4 separate regions of the Homo sapiens genome follow, and regions 1, 3 and 4 are each linked to region 2. The links are chromatin contacts, found by Hi-C or POLR2A ChIA-PET in ENCODE. All regions are on one chromosome and are shown on one strand. The core of a region is the stretch at or near the end of the contact, and the rest is flanking DNA. Distances in the headings are between cores, read along the strand shown.

What was found. A loop is a pair of places that touch in the nucleus more often than their neighbours do. ChIA-PET counts read pairs that join two places held with the same protein, here RNA polymerase II (POLR2A). Pooled maps may share reads with other maps.
Region 1: a loop to region 2 is called in a pooled map, with 25 times the contacts of the local background. The contact joins the promoter of KDM6B here to the promoter of MNT in region 2. A Hi-C loop is called at or near these places in 2 of 168 maps with a recorded cell type or tissue (CD8-positive, alpha-beta T cell and ascending aorta), 3 of 37 single-sample maps with no recorded cell type and 17 of 50 pooled maps.
Region 3: a loop to region 2 is called in a map of CD8-positive, alpha-beta T cell, with 10 times the contacts of the local background. The contact joins the promoter of EIF4A1 here to the promoter of MNT in region 2. A Hi-C loop is called at or near these places in 2 of 168 maps with a recorded cell type or tissue (CD8-positive, alpha-beta T cell and naive thymus-derived CD4-positive, alpha-beta T cell) and 9 of 50 pooled maps.
Region 4: a loop to region 2 is called in a map of sigmoid colon, with 7 times the contacts of the local background. The contact joins the promoter of PER1 here to the promoter of MNT in region 2. A Hi-C loop is called at or near these places in 1 of 168 maps with a recorded cell type or tissue (sigmoid colon) and 11 of 50 pooled maps. POLR2A ChIA-PET finds 5 or more read pairs at or near these places in 1 of 52 experiments (naive thymus-derived CD4-positive, alpha-beta T cell).

Annotation. Positions count from the first base shown.
Region 1 is chr17:7,832,820-7,835,587 of GRCh38, forward strand. It overlaps KDM6B (lysine demethylase 6B), which reads left to right and starts at 1,398. Exons shown (of 24, transcript NM_001348716.2): 1 at 1,398-1,531. DNAH2 (dynein axonemal heavy chain 2) reads left to right here. Exons shown (of 86, transcript NM_020877.5): 84 at 35-109; 85 at 252-402; 86 at 560-923. The coding sequence ends at 714. It overlaps LOC124904106 (translation initiation factor IF-2), which reads right to left. Exons shown (of 4, transcript XM_047437265.1): 4 at 2,589-2,768. RefSeq lists enhancers at 490-1,101, 1,732-2,231 and a silencer at 1,370-1,529.
Region 2 is chr17:2,399,631-2,402,330 of GRCh38, forward strand. MNT (MAX network transcriptional repressor) reads right to left here and starts at 1,430. Exons shown (of 6, transcript NM_020310.3): 1 at 1,010-1,430. The coding sequence starts at 1,082. RefSeq lists enhancers at 1-114, 115-685, 1,976-2,025, 2,397-2,700 and silencers at 1-395, 916-975, 1,126-1,205, 1,396-1,705, 2,356-2,675.
Region 3 is chr17:7,571,568-7,574,384 of GRCh38, forward strand. It overlaps EIF4A1 (eukaryotic translation initiation factor 4A1), which reads left to right and starts at 1,258. Exons shown (of 11, transcript NM_001416.4): 1 at 1,258-1,297; 2 at 2,693-2,741. The coding sequence starts at 1,275. It overlaps SENP3 (SUMO specific peptidase 3), which reads left to right. Exons shown (of 11, transcript NM_015670.6): 11 at 1-402. It overlaps SENP3-EIF4A1 (SENP3-EIF4A1 readthrough (NMD candidate)), which reads left to right. Exons shown (of 22, transcript NR_037926.1): 12 at 717-1,297; 13 at 2,693-2,741. RefSeq lists enhancers at 596-655, 686-735, 756-815, 936-1,005, 1,512-2,267 and 2 more and silencers at 1,176-1,235, 1,246-1,305, 2,206-2,345.
Region 4 is chr17:8,151,060-8,153,759 of GRCh38, forward strand. It overlaps PER1 (period circadian regulator 1), which reads right to left and starts at 1,345. Exons shown (of 23, transcript NM_002616.3): 1 at 1,278-1,345. RefSeq lists enhancers at 1-78, 1,292-1,586 and a silencer at 239-338.

The sequences.
Region 1 (2,768 bases), core at 148-2,647, 5.4 Mb after region 2:
AGGGTCCTCTCTTATTCTCACCTTCAACCCCCAGGTTTCAGTGGACAGCCTCTCCTGGGAGTTTATCGTTTCCACTGTGGATGACAGCAACCTAGTGTATCCCCCCAAGGTGGGAGCCAGTTGTGCTTGGGGCTCTGAGCAAAAGAGGGTACTGGAAATAATTGGACGAAAAGGGAGGAGAGAGGGAGCAGGTCAGGGGCGCTGGCAATTGAAGTCTAGCTTCTCCCAGACCTGCTCCCATTTCTCCCCAGGATGGTGTCTGGGTCCGGGGCCTGTACCTGGAAGGTGCTGGCTGGGACCGGAAGAACTCCTGCTTGGTGGAGGCAGAGCCCATGCAGCTTGTCTGCCTCATGCCCACGATCCACTTCCGGCCTGCAGAGAGCCGCAAGAAGAGCGCCAAGGGTGGGACAGCTCCCCAGGCAGGACCTGCCTGCCCCGTCCCTAGTTTGGAACTTAACCCATTCTCTGCTCCAGCCCATCCCACACCCGCTCCTGCCCTGCTCCTGCCCTGCTCTCCCGGAGGCTCCAGGGGTCTGACTTCTCCTCTCCTTTCCCCCAGGCATGTACTCCTGCCCCTGCTATTACTATCCCAACCGGGCAGGCAGCTCAGACCGAGCCTCCTTTGTCATCGGCATTGACCTGCGGTCTGGGGCCATGACACCTGATCATTGGATCAAGAGGGGCACTGCTCTACTCATGAGCCTGGACAGCTGAGACCTCCTCCTCTTCTCCGCTTGAGAGAGAGGGTCAGGGACTCCAGGAGCTAAGACAGATGTTGCACCTAGGACTGAGGCCGGACCTCACTCAGACTTTGACCTTGGCCGAATTTGTGTGATGTGGCCCTGGAGATACCTAGTTGTGTTAGCCATAAAAGTGAAAGAGTTGTATTGGAGCTCAGTGCTGTAAAACACCCGCGACAACAAGCCTTAAGTCTCTCAATGCAATGGTGAGGGTCTGGGGAGGGAGGAAGCCCAGGCCTCACGGAGGACAGAGCTACTGCGGAGCTGCTACTGGACGGGGAAAGAAGCGAGGGAGGTGGGGCGGCCTGGAGCGGAACGGAGGCGTGGCCCTGAACGAATGGGCAGGGCGGAGCCGCCTGAAGAGGCTGTGGCTTAAGTCTCCGGGCAGGACTTCAGTGGGTGGGGCGGGGCTTACCTTAGAAGGGCGCGTGATCCAAATGAGTAGGGATTTGTCAGGCAGGGATCAGGGCTGAACCCCGTACACTGCACCCTGAGGCCCGCACCCTGAAGCCCGCACCCCGCACCCGGCATCCTAGCCGGCACCCGCCCTGAGGCGAGCGGGACCGGCAGAAGACGGGGCGGAGCCGGAGAGGGGGACTAGAGCGCGAGGAGGGGCGGGACCACAAGGGGGCGGGGCTGGGGAGCGGGGGTGCGGGTGTTTGTGTTGGAAAATCCAACTGCGCCACTGGGCGGAGCGGCCCCCCCAGCCCCGGCCTGGGAGAAGGGGGGGCCGCTCGACCCCCTGGGATACCTTGGGGAGCCTGAACACCTGGGACCCCCCCCAGAACCAGGTAACGGGGAGCCGCGAGGACGTCTGTAAAGAGGGAAACCCTCTCCTTGCAGCAGGGCAGGACGCCTGAGTCTCTGGAGGGGTAGAGCTGGGGATGGACGTTTGGGTCTTGGGAAGGGCACTGGGAAGAAGACTGGGGCGGAGGTCATGGGTCCCCTAGAAGAGAGAACGGCGGGGAAGGAGGAAGAACTGGGAGGCAGATGTCTCAGGTTCCAAATGTCCAGAGGGGCCTGAAAGGACTCCCCGTTCCCCTTGGGCTGGGATTCCCCTTCCCGACTCCAGGGCGGGGCGGGGCGGGGCGCGGCGGTCCTTACTGAAGGGCAGGACTAAAGGGCAGAGTTTGCAGACAGGTCAATGCCATGGCCCAGTAAGGTCAGATGTGGTCAGACTTGGGTGTGTCCCGGTCCCAGGACTACTTTAAGTCTCCCTCCAGTTCTCTGCACGGGTGAGGTGTAGAAGCCTCAGCCTGACCTTCCCACCAGCGGCCCCGAGAGCTTCCCAGCGGTAGCCTTCGCCTTCTTCCCACCACCCCCCTGCGCCTCCCTTTCACTCCGTCTCGCCCCGCTAGCCTCCTCATCCCTAGTCCTTCTCCCACTCCGCCGTTCCCGAACCCTAGCGCGCCCCGCACGGCTTCTCGGTGCGGAGCCTTCCCAACGTAGCCACAAGATGGCGAGGGCGAGACGCACCCAGGGCAGGTGGGGGATGTGACCGTGAAAGTAGCTGAAGCCCCCCGCCCCGGTCCGAGGGAAAGGTAGGCTGAGGCCCCCACTTGACTTCCTGTGATCTGGGCCCCCTCACAGGAAATTGTGGGCAGGAGGTCGCAGCGCAGAAGACGGGGAGGGGGCTGGGGACTCAATCTCCGCCTCTCCCGGCTGGGGTAAATAGTGGGGAGGGGGGCACGCGGGGTGGTTGCTAAGCGACGTAGATTCGCTTCCTGTTTGCTGCAGCTTATGTTGTGACACTGGTGGGGGTTAGAGACAGCGGAGGGCCTGAAGACTGTGGGGAAGGCCGAGGGCAGGACGCCTGGTTCCCGGGACAGGAAGAGCCCTGGGAGGAAGGCGGGGAGGTAGCGAGCTGCGCCGCGACCGAAGGGGACTCGGTGGTTGTCCGGAGGGGGTTAGGGACCGAGGCGCAGCGTTGACCTCGGCTCCCCTTCCCTCCCCTGGGTTGCTTGTCCTGTTGCCAGAGTAACTGGAGGGCGAGACTTGGGAGCCGGATTCCCGAACTCTCCCGTCCGC
Region 2 (2,700 bases), core at 180-2,679:
GGCCCCTTGCCAGCCCCGCCCAGGCCCCGCCCCCGGCCGAGCGCGAGGCGGTGAGGAGGGGCCGGGCCGCGCCGTCCCCAGCAGGAGTGTCCCCGGTGCACGTGGTCGGGGGCGGAGCCCGTCCACGTCACCACCCGGTGTAACCAACGGGCTCGGAACGCAGGCACACGCAACATTCCAGGCGAGAGCGGGTTTGGAACGCGCAGACACGCCACATTCCACACTGGCTAAAGCGGGGCGCAGCGAGGGGGGCCCGGGGGCTGACCCCCAGCGACCCGCGGGCCATTTCGCAAACGCCCAATTAGCCCGGCTTTCACCCAAACCCCGGACGCGCAGCCCAGCCCAGCTCTGGGAGGCGGGGTCAGGCGGGGCTGGCCAGGATCATAAGACACGCGATGTCATTTCATTCTGCAAAGGCCGCCTCCGCCCCAAGCGGCGCGTAGATCTGCCGGGAGCGCCCCCCGCACCCTCCCCACGGGGCCAGGGAAGCCGAAGAGCTGCTCCGCGTAGAGTAGTCCCCACCCCCACTCCGTTACACACACGCCCACTCGTGTGCTATACACACGCCCGTGTACACGTCCGTTCATCTGCTCTTCCCGAGGCTCACATCACACATCCCCCGTGCACACACGCACGCACACGCGAGCCTGCCACCCCCACGCAACACCATTCCTCACCCCACCCCCCGGCTCACACATCCTCAGTGCCACCGAGGGCTCCGCTGGCCCACGCAAAAGCAGCCCACCACAGAAGGGGCACAGGGGTGCCACGCAGCCGGGGTGGCGCCCGCAGGAGCCAGGTCCCTCGCAGCATGTTAATGAATTCATTAATTAATTTCACTGCCCACATCACCCCTCCCCAGGCGGCGGCTCTCGCGGGGAGCCGTGCGCTGCCAGGCTCCGCAGGCCGCCCGGGAGGGGGCCCTGTCCGCGGTTTCGCGTGGGTTCGGGGACCGGGGTCACTCGCTTCCCCTTCCCCAGTGCCCCAGGGGCCCAGCCCGGCCGCTCACCACGTGCTCTCTGTTGTTGCTGCGCTTGCCATTCCAGGAAGCGGGCCGCCTCCAGTAGCGTCTCTATGCTCATCGCGCCGAGAGCTGCCGGGGGCGCGCCGGGGCCGAGGCTGCGGCCCGCGAGCCGGGCACAGGTCAGGCTGGCGGGCAGGCAGGAGGGAGGGATCACCTCCGGGGGGCGACAGGGCTGGGCGGCGCAGCGCACTCCGCAGGGAAGAACGGGGGAGCACGGGGAGAAAAATCAATGTCTCTCAAAATATTTGCAAAATATAAAATTGCAAATTTAAAAAAATGGGATGCAAAAAAAAAAAAAAGGCGGCACTGCCTCCCTTCTTCCCCTCCCTCTCTACCTCCCTTCCGATGCCTCCCGCCCCGCGGCCCCCGGGAGTCCCGCCGACAAGAAAGGGCTTTGCAACAAGATGGCGAGGAGGCACCGACACACACAACAAGGGAAGGAGCCGCGCTGCCCCCGGCCGCCGCCCCCGCTACTACACCGGGGCCACAGCCAAAGCCCGGACCGGAGCCCCCGCCCGCAGGGCCGCGGCGTCTCGCGAAGGGAGGGGCGGGTCCTGCGCTGCTGGCCCCGCCCCCCGGATCCGGCGCGCGCACACGTGGCCCGGGCAGGGAGGGAGAGGTCCGAGCGGGGTGTGCGCGCCGCGGTTCCGCTTTCCTGCTGGCCCCGCCCCGGCTGCAAGCCACAAGTTGGGCCGGGGCGGTGCGTTTGGGTCGTTCACGACGAAATCTGTCCTGCTGGAGGGAGGGTAGGGTGAACAATTCAAGATTTAACAGAGTTCCAACCAGGATATTCCGGGTCAGGGAAACCTTGGGAATGGCAGAGACTGGCCTGACCCTGGGTCTCCACGCTCCACCCACTCGCGACCTAAATCCCGCAATCGCCGGGCTGTCGCAATTCCCCCGGGATCCGCCCCTGGGCGGAGCTGCCGGCGACTGGAGACTGTCAAGAGAACCAGCGGAGGGAGCGGAGCGGCAGTCCGGCTCCGCGTTTTGTCTCCGTTCCTCCCCCCGCAGTGCGTTCGCATCCTATTAGGGGACGTCACCGGGCCGCGAGCCAATGGGCGGGCAGGACAACACGGCATGGAGCAGCTCCACATGGACACCCCGCGCCGCCAGCCTTCGGTTTAAAGGGCCAGTGTCTGCAGGTCACATTCGCGGGTGCGGATGGGGCCACTGGGCGAACCCAGGGTGGGATGCCGTAAGGGGAATCCCGCAGTCGTGCCCTGGCCTCTCCATTCCTTTTCACCACCTTCCATTTAAAACCAGGCCTTTATCTTTCCTTCCCCTGAACTCCAGTCTTTGTCCACGCGTATTCGATGTGGGTGGAGATACGGACTGTGCCACCCCATGGGCCACCCTTTCCTCTGGGGCCGGGGCCAGGGCGGGGAACACGAAGCGCCCGCAGCCCAGACCGGGGGGCGTGGCCCAAATCGGGAACAACAACGTGGAGGGCGGAAGCCCGGCCCTCCCCGCGCCTGGCGACCGGCGGTGGGCGGGGCGCGGGGGCGGGGTCCGCTGCGGCCGGCTGGAACCGCGCTCCCCAGAGGGAGGGACCCCCCGTCGCCCGCCCGCCCGCCCGCGTCTTCCGGGCTCGAGTGTTTAGGGGAGCTCGGGTGCAATCGGAGAGTTAGCTCTTTGAGGCCGGCTGCCCTTAAATCCTCTCACTTCACACATAA
Region 3 (2,817 bases), core at 8-2,507, 5.2 Mb after region 2:
TTGCCTCTTCCCACTCACTTCCCTTTGGTTTTTCATATTTAAATGTTTCAATTTCTGTATTTTTTTTTCTTTGAGAGAATACTTGTTGATTTCTGATGTGCAGGGGGTGGCTACAGAAAAGCCCCTTTCTTCCTCTGTTTGCAGGGGAGTGTGGCCCTGTGGCCTGGGTGGAGCAGTCATCCTCCCCCTTCCCCGTGCAGGGAGCAGGAAATCAGTGCTGGGGGTGGTGGGCGGACAATAGGATCACTGCCTGCCAGATCTTCAAACTTTTATATATATATATATATATATATATATATATATATATATATATATATATATATATATATATATATATATATAAAAATATATAAATGCCACGGTCCTGCTCTGGTCAATAAAGGATCCTTTGTTGATACGTAAGTGGTGGTCTTCCTTAAGGGGCTTCAAATTAGTGGATATGCTTAGCTCAGACCTTCCAGCCAGTCTCTTGAGACTAAAGGGTTCAGCTTTCCATCCCTGGCTCAGGCACTGCCAACACCTTGTCTTCACCCAAACAAATCCCCGAGATGGGAGCAGAGAGCAGGAAGGAGGGAAAGTAGATAAGCCTCAAGAATAAGGGCATCCGAGAGGGAAGCTGGGGAACTGGACACAAGGGACTGGGGAGGGGACCAACCAGGATTCATGATAGTACCCCAAAGCCCTTTACAGTTTTCTTCCATCCCTCCACCATCCAGCCAGGGGAATCCTCCCATCCCTACGATATCGCTGTTGATTCCTTCATCCCTGGCACACGTCCAGGCAGTGTCGAATCCATCTCTGCTACAGGGGAAAACAAATAACATTTGAGTCCAGTGGAGACCGGGAGCAGAAGTAAAGGGAAGTGATAACCCCCAGAGCCCGGAAGCCTCTGGAGGCTGAGACCTCGCCCCCCTTGCGTGATAGGGCCTACGGAGCCACATGACCAAGGCACTGTCGCCTCCGCACGTGTGAGAGTGCAGGGCCCCAAGATGGCTGCCAGGCCTCGAGGCCTGACTCTTCTATGTCACTTCCGTACCGGCGAGAAAGGCGGGCCCTCCAGCCAATGAGGCTGCGGGGCGGGCCTTCACCTTGATAGGCACTCGAGTTATCCAATGGTGCCTGCGGGCCGGAGCGACTAGGAACTAACGTCATGCCGAGTTGCTGAGCGCCGGCAGGCGGGGCCGGGGCGGCCAAACCAATGCGATGGCCGGGGCGGAGTCGGGCGCTCTATAAGTTGTCGATAGGCGGGCACTCCGCCCTAGTTTCTAAGGATCATGTCTGCGAGCCAGGATTCCCGGTAAGAAAGGCATTTGCAAGAGATTGTGGCTGCTTATTTTGCCGCCCCCTTCCGACGGGCCCGCCGGGGGTAGCTGAGAGGCCCACCAGGGTTGCGGGAGAAACCGAACCGGGTGGGGGGAGGGTCCGACTTGGAGGGGCGAGGGGGAAGACCCACGGCCGACGCGGCCACCAGGTCGAGGCGGAGGGTAGGGACAGCCCGGCTAGGGTCAGGCGTGCGAGGTCTGTTACGAGGCCTCGACCCGAGGCGGTGCCATGCGCGAAGCCCCGGCGCTGAGTGGCGAGACGGGGTCGCGACCTGGCGTGGGAAAGAAAGGTGGAGGCGGCCGCCACTATGTGTGGCCCAGAGCCGGCAGGTCCGGTTGCCTCCCTGTGCCGGGGGAGGGACGGCGCGCGGGGTTCCGGAGCATTCTGACGGTACCACTCGCGAGAGGCGGGGGTGCCTGGTCCTTAGATCCAGTCACTTCGTCGCGGCTAAAACACGGGTCGGGGAGAAGAAACCGGCCGTTCAGTGTGCTGGTTTTCTTGACGGCCAGGACTGAGCCTAACCCCGAGGAGCGGCCGCGTGAGGCACCAGGAGCCCACCCGGCGCCGGGCGGGCGGGTCCATTTTGCCGCACAAGCCGGGCTATTGGCAAACTGCGGATGGGCAGGTCCACCTTCCTTCGGGGGTGAGCGGCCTGAGGTATGGGAGGGCGACGCTACTTCGCGACGGGGGCGGGCGGGATGTGGATTGTTCATGGAGGGGTGGGAGACGCCGCCGGGTGGTCGAGGGAGCGAGCACATGGTGGCCTGAGGCGTTCCCCTCCCCCAGTCTGCTTCGCTTCTAAGTGTTGTGCAATCTCCCCCTTTGCTAGCTCGGCTTGGGCTCATTGTGCGCGAGGCCGCCACCGCCCGCGGCCTCCCACATCCGGGCAACGCGAGGGGGGGGCTTCGGCTGGAGGGAGTGGGGGAGGGCGCGGGCGGGATGACGTGGGGGGAAGGGGATGTCCTACCCTCCGATCTGGGAGGTGAAGGGCGGGACTTCCAGCGCGCTGGTGCTGCGGTGGGAGGTGCACGCGCTTGGGCTTTAAGCGGCTGGGTCGGGCCCACGTGGACCCGGCGGCAAGCACCACCTCTGGGCACCGTGAGCGCGGCGGCACGCCTGCCGGCCTGTCTTCAGAAAGGGTCACCCCCTTATGTCGGGGGTGGCCTGGCCTGAGCCGCTGCCTGCATGGGGCAAATGCCTCAGTTTTATAGAAACTCCTCCTTTGGGTATTTTTTGGGAGCTGGTGGGAGTTGGATCTGGGACAGCAGATTGATGGCATCATGCAGGCCACTCCTGACAGAGCCCGGCTGTCAGGATTTCTGAGTGCTTCGGTCGGGCAGGGGACAAAACTTATGCTTTAAACCAACAGATCCAGAGACAATGGCCCCGATGGGATGGAGCCCGAAGGCGTCATCGAGGTGAGACTGGAGAAATGGAATTCTGTCCTCCCCCATTACAACTTTCAGCCGTATAGAGTTAGAGTGGCCTCTTGAT
Region 4 (2,700 bases), core at 95-2,594, 5.8 Mb after region 2:
CCCCTGCCACCATGGCCTGAGCAGTCAATGAGAACCACGGCTGTAGACAAAAACCTGGACACTTCCCATTCCCAAGTTCCCATTAGGTGTCCACTCTGCCTGGGCCTCCAAGGCCTCGGAGCAGGAGGTGAGCTGGTCGCCTCCTATATTTAGGCCTCCAGGCTAATTTTATCCGGGGGCGGTGCCACCCCCGCTGCACATGCGCGCCGACGTGCGCGGCCCCACCACGCGCTTCCGCCGCCGCCACGGTCGCCAGGGAAACCGACGTCAGCTGCTGAGCTCAGCGGTTGCTGGAGGGACCACAGGAGGGCGGGAGGAGCGACCCCTCCCCCATTTCCCGGCGGAAGTGGGGGAACGGCCCACTCTCACACTGGTGGGCGCGGCCGGGGGGGTCACGCATCCCTTACATATCCCCAGTCCCAGGATGGCTCGGTGGCCGTAAGAAGTGGGACGGCCTATTAGGATCCCAGGGTTGGTCCTGGCTTCCCCAGGACGAAGCACAACGGCCACTGCCCTCGGCGCAAAAGCCCCTCAACCTGACTCTCGCCTGGATCCCAGTCATTCTGGTCAAGACAACACAACCTTTCCTTCTTTAGCCCCTGCGCTGCTTCCCCACCACAAGGACCGAAGCCGGCAACCTGCCATCGTCAAGGACCCGAGGATCCTCTCTCTTCAGTCCCCTACTTTTCTGGCCAGACCCCCCCACCAACCCCAAGCCTTGGGCAGAAGACACACAACAGCCAACAGATCTTTCTTCCCCTACTCCCCGTCCAACCACACCCCTACTACTGAGCATTTTCTGAGCGCCAGGGGAAAAGGGAAGGTTGTGGCCAACAGCAGGAACCAGCGCTGGGAACGGGATGTTCTAGTCCGAAGTGGGCTGACATCACAGGCGGCGCAGGGCCAGGGACTGGAGAACAGAGACACGGGGAGCGCTGAAAGCCTAATAGGGTCCTGGTACCGGGGCAAACCTGGGGCCCCTCGAGTAACGAGCAAGAAGACCGGGGCATGCCCGCTGAGAGTCGGCTGTGGGGCCGGGAAAGCTGGGACGGGGAGGTGGGGACAAGCTGGAGGTAAGATGAGTGGGTCAGGAGTGCAGACTCCCGGTGCAAGATTTCGAGGAGGACTTCGGTCCTTGGGGGCAGGGAGAGGGTGGGTAGCGGTAAGGACGACAGTGTGCCCTCTGCCTGGGCCGAAAGTAGCCCATCAGATTGGAAGTGGCAGCGGTCCGGCTCAGGGACGGAGATCGGCCCCAGGATGGCCGCAGAGATGCCTACCTGGTCGCAGGAGTGTCCTCCGCACGCCTGCCCGCCGCCGCTCCAGCCCGCAGCCGAGTGGAAGCTCCACCGGGCGGGCGGGGAGGCGGGTTGCATAATGCCGGGCACTGCCCCCTCATTGGCCTCTTGCCGACGGAGCCGCAGGCCCCGCCCCCGATTGGCTGGGGATCTCTTCCCGGCGCCTGATTGGCTAGTGGTCTCCACTAAGGTCAGGGCTGTGTCACACACACGGGCGCACGTGGACCTGGGTGCTGGTGCTGGGCTGAAGAGCCCCAGACACCGCCCAGCCAATGGGCGCAGGACGCTTGCACATTGAATAATGGAAGGGAGGAGAGAGGGAGATACGCTGCGCCTCTTTAGGGAAAAAGCCCGGCCCGGGGTAGGTGCTCAAGACTTGTCTACTTCCTGAACGCACTAGCCTTGCAGAACACAACATCTTGGCATCTTCGCCTTTCCAAGGGTGAGGAAAAGGAATGGCGCTGCAAGTTAGGCCACGCTGGATGAGATGGGTGGTCCTTGAGAGGAGGGGAGAGACAGAAACCTGCCTGGGCCTCTCCTGGGTTCCTTTCCCAACCTTGTTCCCTCCCAACCTTCGTTCTACATAATGAAGCCCTTTAACCGAAGCACTTCCTCTGACACTTCAAATCCTGGGAGAGGACAGTTAAGGGTCCACGTGTGACCGGTGGGTGAGTGGGTGGAGGAAGGATGCGGACAATGGAAGGGGCAACCAGAGCCAATAGTGGCTGTGAAGGGAAACAATGGCAGGTGCTTCTATGGCCACTCAGAGACAAGGTCTCCGGGCAGCCTACGTGGTGTCTAGTACTTTCCTCCAGAGGACGCAGCCACCCACAGTTAAAGCTGCCCCAAAAGTGGGGGCCAGGAAGCCAGGACTACAGAGGGACCAAGGGGATGGCCCAGAGAAGAGGCCAGCTGGGGCCCTAGACAGAGAAATGTGGGGTGGCAAGGGCTTCATATTTCCACTGCTTGGAAAAGAGAAAGCCAAACTCCAGGGGCCCAGACGGAACGTCATCTGTCTCATTCACTGTAGTCTCCAGAGCCCAGGACAGGACCTGACACATGGCAAGTGATCGATAAACATGATTTTTTTTTTTTTAAACAAGGATAGGTTGGGGAGGTGGGAAAAGAGTGTCAACAGGAGAAAGGGGGCTGGGAATTCTGATTCTCTAAAAGAGATGAGTAGTCCTAGAAAGAGAACAGGGGCACGATTTGCAGGCAATAAAATGTTAGTCTGGGCTCAGGAGAGCTGCAGTTACACAGCCCCCTCCATCCAGGACCGTGATGAGTAGTTCCTCGCAGGGCTCCCTGGAAACGTGGGTAGTAGATGAACAGGCCTCCAAGCAGCTGCTGACATAATCATTGTGGGGGCACTCCCCTCACTGTCACGTGGCCTAAGCTTTCCTGA